Regions from separate parts of the Homo sapiens genome. Here region 2 is linked to region 1. A link is a loop called in an ENCODE intact Hi-C map of the cell type or tissue named here. Cell type or tissue: gastrocnemius medialis. All regions are shown on one strand. Each heading gives the region's core, and the rest is flanking DNA. Links, peaks and the distances in the headings are about the cores only. Region 1 overlaps FNDC3B (fibronectin type III domain containing 3B). Region 2 overlaps FNDC3B (fibronectin type III domain containing 3B).

Evidence for each region. A loop is a pair of places that touch in the nucleus more often than their neighbours do. Peaks named below come from ENCODE experiments on the same cell type or tissue, not always from the same donor. Only the 100,000 strongest peaks of a DNase experiment are listed, where the experiment ranks them.
Region 2: a loop joins it to region 1, with 6 times the contacts of the local background. A loop is called at or near these places in 7 of 110 quality-filtered maps.

What each region holds. Positions count from the first base shown.
Region 1 is chr3:172,321,791-172,327,166 of GRCh38, reverse strand. All of the region lies in intron 11 of FNDC3B (fibronectin type III domain containing 3B), which reads right to left. Among named protein-coding and RNA genes, the nearest start is that of GHSR, 120 kb to the left of the region's middle. In gastrocnemius medialis, for the core only: no CTCF peak of the experiment used is centred there; DNase peaks (open chromatin) are centred at 2,176 and 3,086; H3K27ac peaks cover 3,490 bases.
Region 2 is chr3:172,122,003-172,127,378 of GRCh38, reverse strand. All of the region lies in intron 2 of FNDC3B (fibronectin type III domain containing 3B), which reads right to left. Among named protein-coding and RNA genes, the nearest start is that of FNDC3B, 85 kb to the right of the region's middle. In gastrocnemius medialis, for the core only: CTCF peaks have their summits at 1,974 and 2,174 (motif pointing left); DNase peaks (open chromatin) are centred at 1,138 and 2,058; H3K4me3 peaks cover 677 bases; H3K27ac peaks cover 4,900 bases.

The DNA.
Region 1 (5,376 bases), core at 164-5,163:
TATGTGGCTGGCATGTCACACACTATGCTTACTTCAACCTTGAGTGTTGAGGTTGAGGAAGATGATTTATTCAAATGCATACACTTGAATAATTACACCCAGCATCCGATCACACTCTATGGGAGCCCTGGTATGTGTCGTATCCATTTCAGGCTGTGGCATGATCTACCTTCTTTCCTCCTCTATTTCTGAACTCAGAGTAAGCAGTGCAAGAAAGGCCCATCCTGCCATGGCGGAAGCTCTCATCCCTTCCAAACCCCGTGTTGGCTCCCCTTTAATGCCTCATTTTTCCTATTTCTTTATTTGGTCTCCTTTCCCCTTTTCTTGTGCTTAGAACTGTAGCCAGTAAAAAAAAAGTCAGTGTTTCTTACTAGGTTAATTTGCTTTAATACAGTAGAAACCAGACTGTTTGTGGCTCAAACGAGAAAAAGACTGGGGAGGGTTCGAAGGGGAGAAATGACTTTTAAGAGAGCCAGAGCACTCACGCTCACTAAAGAATTAGGAGAAGGGGAACTGTGTGACCTTCAAGACATCTTCCTATATTGCTAACATTTAAAAAAATTCTACTTGTGAAAGAAGTAAAAATGGCGCCAGTGCACTCCAGCCTGGGCGACAGAACAAGACTCCATCTCAAAAACAAACAAACAAAACATAAATCTTGGAGTCAGGACCAATTGTTAAAATCAGGAACAACTGCTATATAAACTACAACCCATATAGACAAAGCATGCCGAATTTTCTATCATAACAACTTCCAGGATGTACTACTATGTGCATAAACTTAGGGACACCTAGAAAGATCCAGAGTTGTTAAAACCCTGGAATTCAGTTTTGGAAGCATTGTCTGTAGAGTCTGTAGAGGTAAGAATACAAATATTTGACAGTTAAAAGAATTAAGGCTTATTGATGAATTTTTAGAAGTCATTGAGAATAAAACAAAAACAAGGGAAAGTAGGTTAAAATATTTCAGACATGAGAGAAGTTTTGAATAAAAGAACATATTCATGTATAACATGAAGTTTAATACAAAAGGCATATCTGGGCGGGGTGTGATGGCTCACGCCTGTAATCCCAACACTTTGGGAGGCTGAGGGAGGTGGATCACTTGAGGTCAGGAGTTCGAAACCAGCCTGGCCAACATGGTGAAACACCGTCTCTACTAAAAATACAAAGACATTACCCAGGCGTGGTGGTAGACGCCTGTAATCCCAGCTACTTGGGAGGCTGAGGCAGGAGAATTGCTTGAACCCGGGAGGCAGAGGTTGCAGTGAGTCGAGATCACGCCACTGCACTCCAGCCTGGGTGACAGAACGAGACTCTGTCTCTAATATAAAATAAAATAAAATGCATATCTGGAAAGAAAAAAATTAATGTTCACAAAAGTCACTGCAGTACAAAAAGTGATCTGCAGCTGAGAAGTTAACAAGTGAACTGGAGAAGGCCACTGGCTCCAGTGATCCGATGCCAGCGTGCTGGTCTGTCTACTGCGCCAGGCTCTCCGACGGCTCTGGAGCTTAAGCATTAGAGTAGAGTAAGTCCGTGTTCAAAGGCATAGAAGATTTGGAGAATCTGTTCATAAAACAAGATGGGTCCCAGGTTGCAAATAGCATTTATAAACAAAACATTTTCCTGTTCTTGTTGACAGAAATGGAGTTAAAAAAGAAAAGAGCTAATGCTTTAGAGGACTGAAAGATTCATACGAACTGACAGGAGTGATAAAGTGAATGTTTATCATTGTTTATCAGAAGTTAAATATATCCAAATCATTCCTGTCAGTGAAGTTTTAGAGATGGTAAATGACAACTTTCATATTTTATATGCTGTGTGGCTCCCAGAGATTTTGAGAGATTATAATCTATGGCACGTTCCCGCCTTTAAAAAATCTAATTTAGACTACACAGGATTACTGAGATACGCTGACTTGACTTCGGAAACTTAGTTGTTAATAATTTAAATTCAGCCTTGTTCAAAGTTCCCTACTAAAATATGGCTGCAGTAGAAATGGGTAACATCCTGACACTTTTCAGACCTGTTGTCATCAATGATCTGGTCACACACAGGCAGCAGGGACAGCCATGACTTAGGCCTAATCCTGGCCAGCTACGGCTGCTAGGCCACTTGTGGTGTGTCACACAGAGGAGAGTAAGAGCTTTCAAAGGGGCTGCCAGGGCCTGGGAGTCAGCTGGTCCGCAGGGCTGAGGGAAGAGACTCCTAGCTGCACTCCGCTTCTCTGCGCGTTGGTGGGTCAGGTTCGCAGCACATGAGCAGTCAGGATCAGAACCTCTAAGGTGACACTGGAGTCCCTGTTCTCAGCGGGGTATGGAAAAGATACTTCACCTGAATTAGAGAAACTGGTCAGAGTGAACACCATTGATCATTCTGGAACAGACCTAGCCACTGGGCTACTGACCTCACTGGACATGAACCAATATAACCCCAGCCAGTTCTGGCCTAACTTTCTACTGCCAGTGTCTGTGAGCCAAAAAAAGGGCAGATTTTCAGGGTGCACTGGCTTGTTTCCATTTTGCAACCTTGGGCATGCCCAAATGCTTGTTTCTGCAGCTCAGACCAAGTTCATTCAAGGGCAAGGTTAATCTTTCTTTACTACAATGTGAAGAAATCTTGGAGTACAAACCAACTGTGTGCAGACAAACCTTGAGGTGCTCAATCTGGCGCAGGATGACGCATTGCAAACGTGGGTTGTTTCCTTTCCCAAGCTGAGTGTTCCTCTTCGCACTCAACCTAATTCACAGTTGTTGCTTATCTATCTTCATTCCACACCCAGACCTAGCCTGAGAGCACCAATTCATCACCCTGGGGTAATGTTTTCCAACCAGGGACGAGGGTGTTTTGTCTACCACTTCTGGTCAAAACTGCTCTCCAGGAAAGGACTTGGCTCGCCAGTAAGTCGACTCATATTCACAGCATGCATCAGATCAGCCCTTCCCAAGCCTGGGAAGGGAGAAAGGGCTTTGCCTCTTTCTCCTTTCCAATCATCAAACAAAAATACATTGGGTATTATCCACATTCTAGACACCACTGGATCATCTTACTCTATGTTCCGTCCAGTGTGCCTTGCGCAAACCTGTCCCCTGATGTCATCATAACTCTTACCACAGAGTTCACCTGCCCTAAGCTGGACACCTCATTTATCTGAACCTGGGTAAGTGCCTCTTTCATTTCAAGATTCACATACTAAAGGAAGTCATCACCTTTGGGGGGAAGTCCCAGCCTAGTAACGCTTAGAATACTACATACTCTATGAGCACCTGCCTCCCCTTTGCTTCATCCTCATCCTCACTCACTTTTTAGAAGGGTCATGCATTTTTGGTTTCAAGTCCTAATTAATAATGGGAGTCTAGATATTGTTCTTGTTCCTACAGGGTCCTGCTAAATTCTGAAGAATGGCAATAACCTCCAACTTTTTGCCAGACTATGAAAGGCCCCAAACACAGAAAAAAAGGGGCAAGAGAAGGGAGCTTGGAGAGTATATAAAAAGCACTATGTGGCTACATAGCAGAGAATGATCAACCCCTGAAAACATCTCCAAGATGTGATTATAATCTCCAGGACAAAGACTTTTTCTTTTTCCCCCCACAAGGGAGAAATACTGTTTCCAAATATTCTACTTTTTGTGTGTGTGTGTGAGAGACAAGGTGTCTCACTCTGTTGTTCAGGCTAGAGAGCAGTGGTACAAACAGACCATAGCTCACTGTAGCCTCAAACTGCTGGACTCAAGGGATTCTCCTTCTCAGCCTCCTGAGTAGCTAAGATTATAGGCATGCACCACCACACCTGGCTAAATTTTCAATTTTTTTCTTTTTGGTAGAGATGGGCTGATCTCGAACCCCTGGCCTCAAGCTATCCTTCCACCTGAACTAGGCTTCCCAAAGTGCTGGGATCATAGGTGTGAGCTACCATGTCCAGCTCTGCCATTCTCCAAAATGAAATTTGGAGATAAATTATAAATATAAAATATTTTGAATATTTTAAGGAACATCTTTATTTTTTCTTTTACCCCCTTACTACCTACTTGAATATTTTTCAATTTCTTTCAAATTTGTAGTTAAAAAACAAAAACTGTCTGTTAAAGATTTTAAATACATTTATATTCCCTGCAAACAAACAAACAAACAAAAACTAAAACACTTTGCTGCACTATCATGAGTCACCTGAGGGAACAGAATACACGATCCTGCTTTTCAAGTACAACTGAGGCAGAGACATTAACTGGAGATAAACAGTCTGTTTGGGTTCCCTGCCCTTATCACTAAGGGAGCAGGCAGAGTGATCTCTTCCATCTGCTAGCTGAGAAGATTGGTATTTGAGAGCCACTGAGGCATGTCTCACTGGCTGGCTGAGTAGCACTGGCTATGAGGTATGAGGTCCATCCTGTCACTGTATTTCTGGGTACACATTTGCCCCCACTCTCCCTGTCTCCAGAATACTCAGAAAAGAATCAGGGATGGGAAAAAGAGTTACGTTGTACTTTTAAAGTATATGACCTTATATCTAACAGTCTTAGGTTATAGTACCTAAAAAACTGTATGTGCTATACAAAGATAAAGAAAAAAATATTTGTTAATGGTTTCTCAGGACCAAAAGGAGACAAGAGAAGGCTTATACCACAAGTGGTTACTTTAAACATGTCTAAAAATTCTGTGATTCCCTATCCATTGAGAAACAAAGTCTAAGTCTATGTCCCTTTCCCTTGAATGCGGGTGGTCTTGTGACTCTCTTGTAACCAAAAGGCTGGAGTGGAAATGAAGCCAAGGCTGGGTGTGGAAAGGTGTTACAGCTTCTAACTTTTGCTGGGACACCTGATTTTCGATTCTCACTACCCTGAAGCTGCCACGCTGTGTGGGAACCCCAGGCCATGTGAAGAGCCCCAGATAGGTCCAGTCCAAAGTGAGCACTGATGCTAGACTTGTGAGTGAAAACACTGCCAGAAGATTATTCCAGTCCCCAGCCAATGAGCCCTCCTCGCTGAAACTCTAGATATGATAGAGCACAGAGATGCCACTCCCCAGTGCCCTGTCCAAATCCCTAACCCAGAGTCCACAAGCATAAGAAAGTGATTGTTTGAAGCCTCTAAGTTTTGGGGTAATTTGTTATGCAATATTACACTCATCTATTTTGAAGTCTATATACGTTTATAGCATGAAGTTTTACCCCTCTGAATTTCTGCAAACTTTTATAAATTCCTCCTACACTGTAAACAGCTAGAAGGTGGGGGAATGTAATGTGCATGCTAGCATACAAAATAAATGTCTGGCTGGGCATGGTGGCTCACGCCTGTAATCCCGGCACTTTGGGAGGCCGAGGCGGGTGGATCACCTGAGGTCAGGAGTTTGAGACCAGCCTGGCCAATATGGT
Region 2 (5,376 bases), core at 50-5,049, 200 kb after region 1:
GTCCACACCACCACTTCTCCCCTCTACTAGGCGTGGTTTCACCATGTCAATTCAATACAGAGATAATTCAACAAGACTGCTAAAATAAGAGAATGCAGTTAACTGGGTCAAAGGAACATCCCCAAAGGCAGGACAAGTTCTCTTCTAGGAAATATGTGTTCCTCCCTGAAGCAGAGCCTTCTACCCCCAACTTCTTTTTCTTCAAATTCCTACCAGTAACAAGTCTCTCAGTTAAGTAAAATTACAGTCTCAAGAAAAATTTTTTACCAAATCTGCCATGTTTCATGCTCTCGATAAAATCTAAAACCAGCCACTTCTCACCTCTGACCAGATTTTCTCTTTGGTAAACATTTGGGCTCTCCTTAAGGGCTCACCTCCCAATGCATTCACATTCCAGTGTCTGCTCAGCTTCTGTGTGTCCCGGCAACAAGAGTGACTCCTATAGGAATCCATTCACAGAAGTTCTGAAATCTAAGCCCTTTACATCTACAAAATGGTTTGAATTACTTGGAAATGCTTCTAATTAAGATTATCATAACAAAAGCCAGCAATAAAAAGTAATAAAGTAACACCACAGTATGTGGAAATTTCCTATTAAGGGCTCAGAAGTCCAGGAAAGGACCCTCTCCGGCTCAGTTTTCTGACCCACAAGCTGCCCTCTCAAAGCACACAGGAAGAATTAAATTCGGCCACCTTTTTATATACTTTTAAGCAACTAGTTTGAGACGTTGTCCACCATACAATCCAGGAAAACAGAATTTTACAGCTGGATACTTAAGACCATTACAAAGTTGAAAGAAGCTGTCCAGATTTAAGACTTCAAGGCAAACACACTAAAAATGCTCTTTTAAAATGTAATGCTTTTAAGATTTTCCTTTCTAGATTTGAGTTACTAGAGCTTTGTTAAGCAACTGTTGGAAAGCCAGGCACACTTAGATTCTTGGTCTTGGAAGAACTACAGCTTTGAGGACATACACACACTGACTTGTACACATGAACAGATTATTCCAATTCTTCTCTCATTCTGCACCAAGTCCAAATTCAAGACTGACACTAGCCTCTACAGAGAGCAAAGGAAAAATGTGACAAAGATTTTCCAGCCAGCCCCGCCCCTCCTCCCGCACACCCTCAGCACATACAAGCACACAGCCGATTCTATGCACGTTGAATTCGGAGCCAGTTTATGTACCATGACATCAGTGCAGTATAATGAGCCAAGTTGAAACTCCATCTGGGACAAATAATGTCCAGGCACACTGTGACTTCTTTTGTTTATATACAGTGACTAAATATGTCTTGGTGGTAAATGAACTAACTCAAGATTTATTTCCCAAGGCCTCCAAAACGATATTCTGCACCCTGAAGCAACTCCCTGCCTCCAGTTCTTTTTCCAAGGCTATGCATAAGTGATTTTTAGCAGAACACATGATTTTTGAAACATATAATTAACATCTTCAGGAGAGTCAAAGTCCAAGCAGTCCTTCATCAACCTAAAACAAAGAAAACGAGGAACTCATGAGCAACCCGGTACGGTATCACTGCTCATAGTAAAAATCTGCGTGACACTTAATTCTGTATTCCCCTTAGAAAACAGGAAAAGTAGAAGCGAGAGATTTAAGAAATACCTGTGACGCGAAGTGGCCATTTTCTTTCCTTTTGAAGGATACACTTTGTTTCTTTTATTCTGGCATTACTCTGTAAACTCAGAATGAAAAACCACCTAATGTGTTCAAATCTTACAAGGTTTTAAATTTCTTTAGTCTCAAAGCTGCATCTAGGGTGATGCAATTTTTTAATGGAAATGAAGGACGGGGTTTGGGAAGAAAAGGTAGGCAAAAGGCCCTCTCCTAACTCCAGGGTGAGACTCCCACGGGGGAGGAACCTCTACTACCTCTACTATCTCTACCTACTACTACCGTCTACTACCCTTCTCTGGCCACCACCATCTCTCAGCAACTGCTGACCCGGGAGGGAGCAGCCCTCCTACTGCCAATCTCAAGAAAAGAACCATTCCCTAAGGAAAAAAGGGAGCCGCTGCTGTGACCCGGACTGGGGCTTCGGAAGATTTCACTCCCAGCTCCTTTTGCAAACACAAGCCTGACCTCCAGGCCTTCCGACACTACCACTGCTGCTTAGTCCTCAATTTTCAGAAGCTGGGGAGCCAGAGGCACTGCCACCTTCTGGAGTTAATGTGGAGATCATGTAAGATAATGAAGAGGAATGGCCTCTATAAAGTTTACAATTTACTACTGTGCAAAAACCAAGTGCCATCTCGCTCCCCAGCTGTTTACCTGAACAAGACTAAGAGAGGTGAGTCCAAGCCAGGCAGCTCCACCTTTCCCAGAAGGTAGGATCTGAGTTTTGGAAGAGGAGATAAGTGGGTTCAAATTCCAGCTCTGTGATTTGCCAGTTGCAAATACTCAACCTTTCTCGCCTCGGGTTTTGTCTATAAAGATGACTGCCGCCTTACAGCGTGTGTAATTACTGGATGAAATAATGTGTGTAAGGGCTCAGCACCAGCCCCAGCACCTCGTAAGCCCTCCCCAATAGTCACTAATCCTTCCCTCCACCTCGGCAGGAAGAAAGAGATAAAAATATCCATTAAAAGCCACTGTTTCCAACAATTTTAACTTAGTGTCCACAGATAACCACTCAAGTAAAAGTTGAGATTGGATTGAGACTAAAAGCATTCTAGTAATCAGCAGGCTTCCAAAGTAGCACTTAAGTTTGAGGTAAATGCCAAAAATTAACACTTAGCATTCTTTCAAAGTCCTAACTCTGACCTTTCATACAGTTTTTAGATTGCTAAGGTATGGAAATCTCTGGAAGAGTCAACCTTACAGCATCTTTTGTCCTACATTTCCCTCTAGGTTTAAGAGTAATTGTTAGAAAATGAGTCACTGTCCCCCTCCAAAGACAGCATTCACACCTGGTGTGACACTTATCTTTCTGCCTTGTTAATGGAGGCTCTTTAAAGTTCCAAGATTGGCCCAGGCGTGGTGGCTCACGCCCGAAATCCCAGCACTTTGGGAGGCCAAGGCGGGAAGATCACTTGAGGCTGGGACTTCGAGACCAGACTGGCCAATGTGTTGAAACCTCATCTCTACTAAAAATTTAAAAATTCACAGGGTGTGGTAGTGGGTGCCTGTAATCCCAGCTACTTGGGAGGCTCAGGCAGGAGAATTGCTTGAACCAGGGAGGCAGAGGTTGCAGTGAGCTGAGATCGCGCCATTGCACTCCAGCCTGGGCGACAGAGCAAGACTTCATCTAGAGAGAAAAAAAAAAGTTCCAAGTGTGCAGAAGTAGTCAATAAAAAGTAGGAGCACTCTCATCCCGAGTAAACCACTTTAAAAATGAGAAAGCAAGAGACCGTGGGAAGTAAGCTGGATGTGGACACCGATCTATGAAAGGATAATGTCTCCTAACACCCAACTCCACCATCAATTGATTCCCTGTGTCCTGAAAACAGACAGATATTATTCATATAGATAAACCTAGTATCTGATTTCCTATCACAAACCCTAAGAGAAAAATATGGATGCCATTCATTTGTAATTCTTATTAATATTTTATATTATAGTTTTACATTCAGTCATAACTAAAGCCATCAAGTAAATTATAAAGAAATAGCCATTCTATATAGATGTTTTCCATGTGACTTTTTTGCCAAGGTGATAAGAGTTTAAATGGGTTCTAAACAGATCCATTCTGGCAATATAAAACAAAAATTAAAAATTAGCTGCATTACTGTGGCCTATTTAACTACCAAACAACATCATTAATTAAAGCACATCCTTCTGTATGTCACAGCTTCTCCCTTGAACTAGAATGACAACTCAACACTCCAATATAAAGACCAAAGAAACTTCTGAGACAGTAACATGCTCAGTGATTAATGTTTCTGACTACTGCTTAGAAAACACAAAAACATTTTACCATATTCCAGCCTGGGTGACAAGATGAGACCCCAACTCAAAAAAAAAAAATTATCAACTTCTGATTGCATGAATATAACAACAACAACAAAAGGTTTGGTTAAGGCCTGGCACAGAGGGTCACACCTGTGTAATCCCACATTTTGGGAGGTCTAGGCAGGACGATGGCTTGAAACCAGGAGTTTGAGACCAGCTTGGGCAACATAAGGGGACTATCTCTACAAAAAATAAAAATAAGTAGCCAGGCCATGCTGGTGCATGCCTATAGTCCCAGCTACTCAGGAGGCTGAGGTGAGAGGATAGCTTGAGCCCAGAAGGTTGAGGCTGCAGTGAGCTGGGACTGTATCACTGTACTACAGCCTGGGGAACAGAGTGAGTCTCAAAAACAAAACATATTAATGACCCTTCCTGAAAACTAAAAGTCATGTAACATAATTGGTCAATAACACAAGTCCATGTCCCTTCAAATCTAAGGTGTGGCTAACAAGAACTGATTTGCATTTTTTTAAACAACAGAAATGGAACCTTAGTAACAAGTTTACTGATATACTTTCTAGTCAACCTGCACCCAAAACTAGACCACAATTACCTCTGGATCTTTGCTGTCTCCACTTAACTGCCCAATTATTTGCAAAGCAGAAGCCCTTGGAAGGGTAATTTGCTAAATGCAGACTGTCCATTTTATTCAAATGCTTGTCTACTATGCTGTAAGGAGCAAGGAAGGGGCAGGAAAGAGAAGACCCAGGAAGGGAGGGCCAAATTATTCTTGTTCATCAAAGTGCTGAACACACCTGCTGCTCAGGTAAAACACATTCCCTCTCAACAGATGATCTGATCTGATGGTCACCTGTTAAGGAAAAAGGCCCAGGGCAGGGAAGAAATACCAATGTAGGCATTAACACTAAAGCAGCACATGCATAATGTTTCTTCTGGGGACCCACCATGTCTAGCTTCAAGTTATTGTAACATTAAAGCTGACCAGAAAATGACTAAGAGGCATCTAGTTCTGGCCAATGCCAATTTAAATGAGGGAACAAATATAATCTAAAGGCAGCTAAATCCAAGATTACCTAGATAAAACACTACAGCACTTCAGCAACTGGCTCCTTGGCAGGCTGTTTATTTTTGCATTTGGAAATGTAGGAGAGAGAAAAAAAAAAAGAACGAGAATGAGTATCTGCATTTGGAACTTGGAGATTAATGTTACGAATTTTACGCAGCTTGCTTACTACTGTCATGTTTGGAGTGTAACGCATATATTTTATATAGTCATATGTTTAAATCAATCATTTGGACTAAAAAAGAAAAGAGTCTGCCTACATGAAAACGATTATGTGCAAACATATTCTGGATGCAGAAGTGTCTCGTCTTAACACATTCTGGATGCAGAAGTGTCTCATCTTTTCTTCCTGTGTTTATAGACTACTTTTACTGTACTATG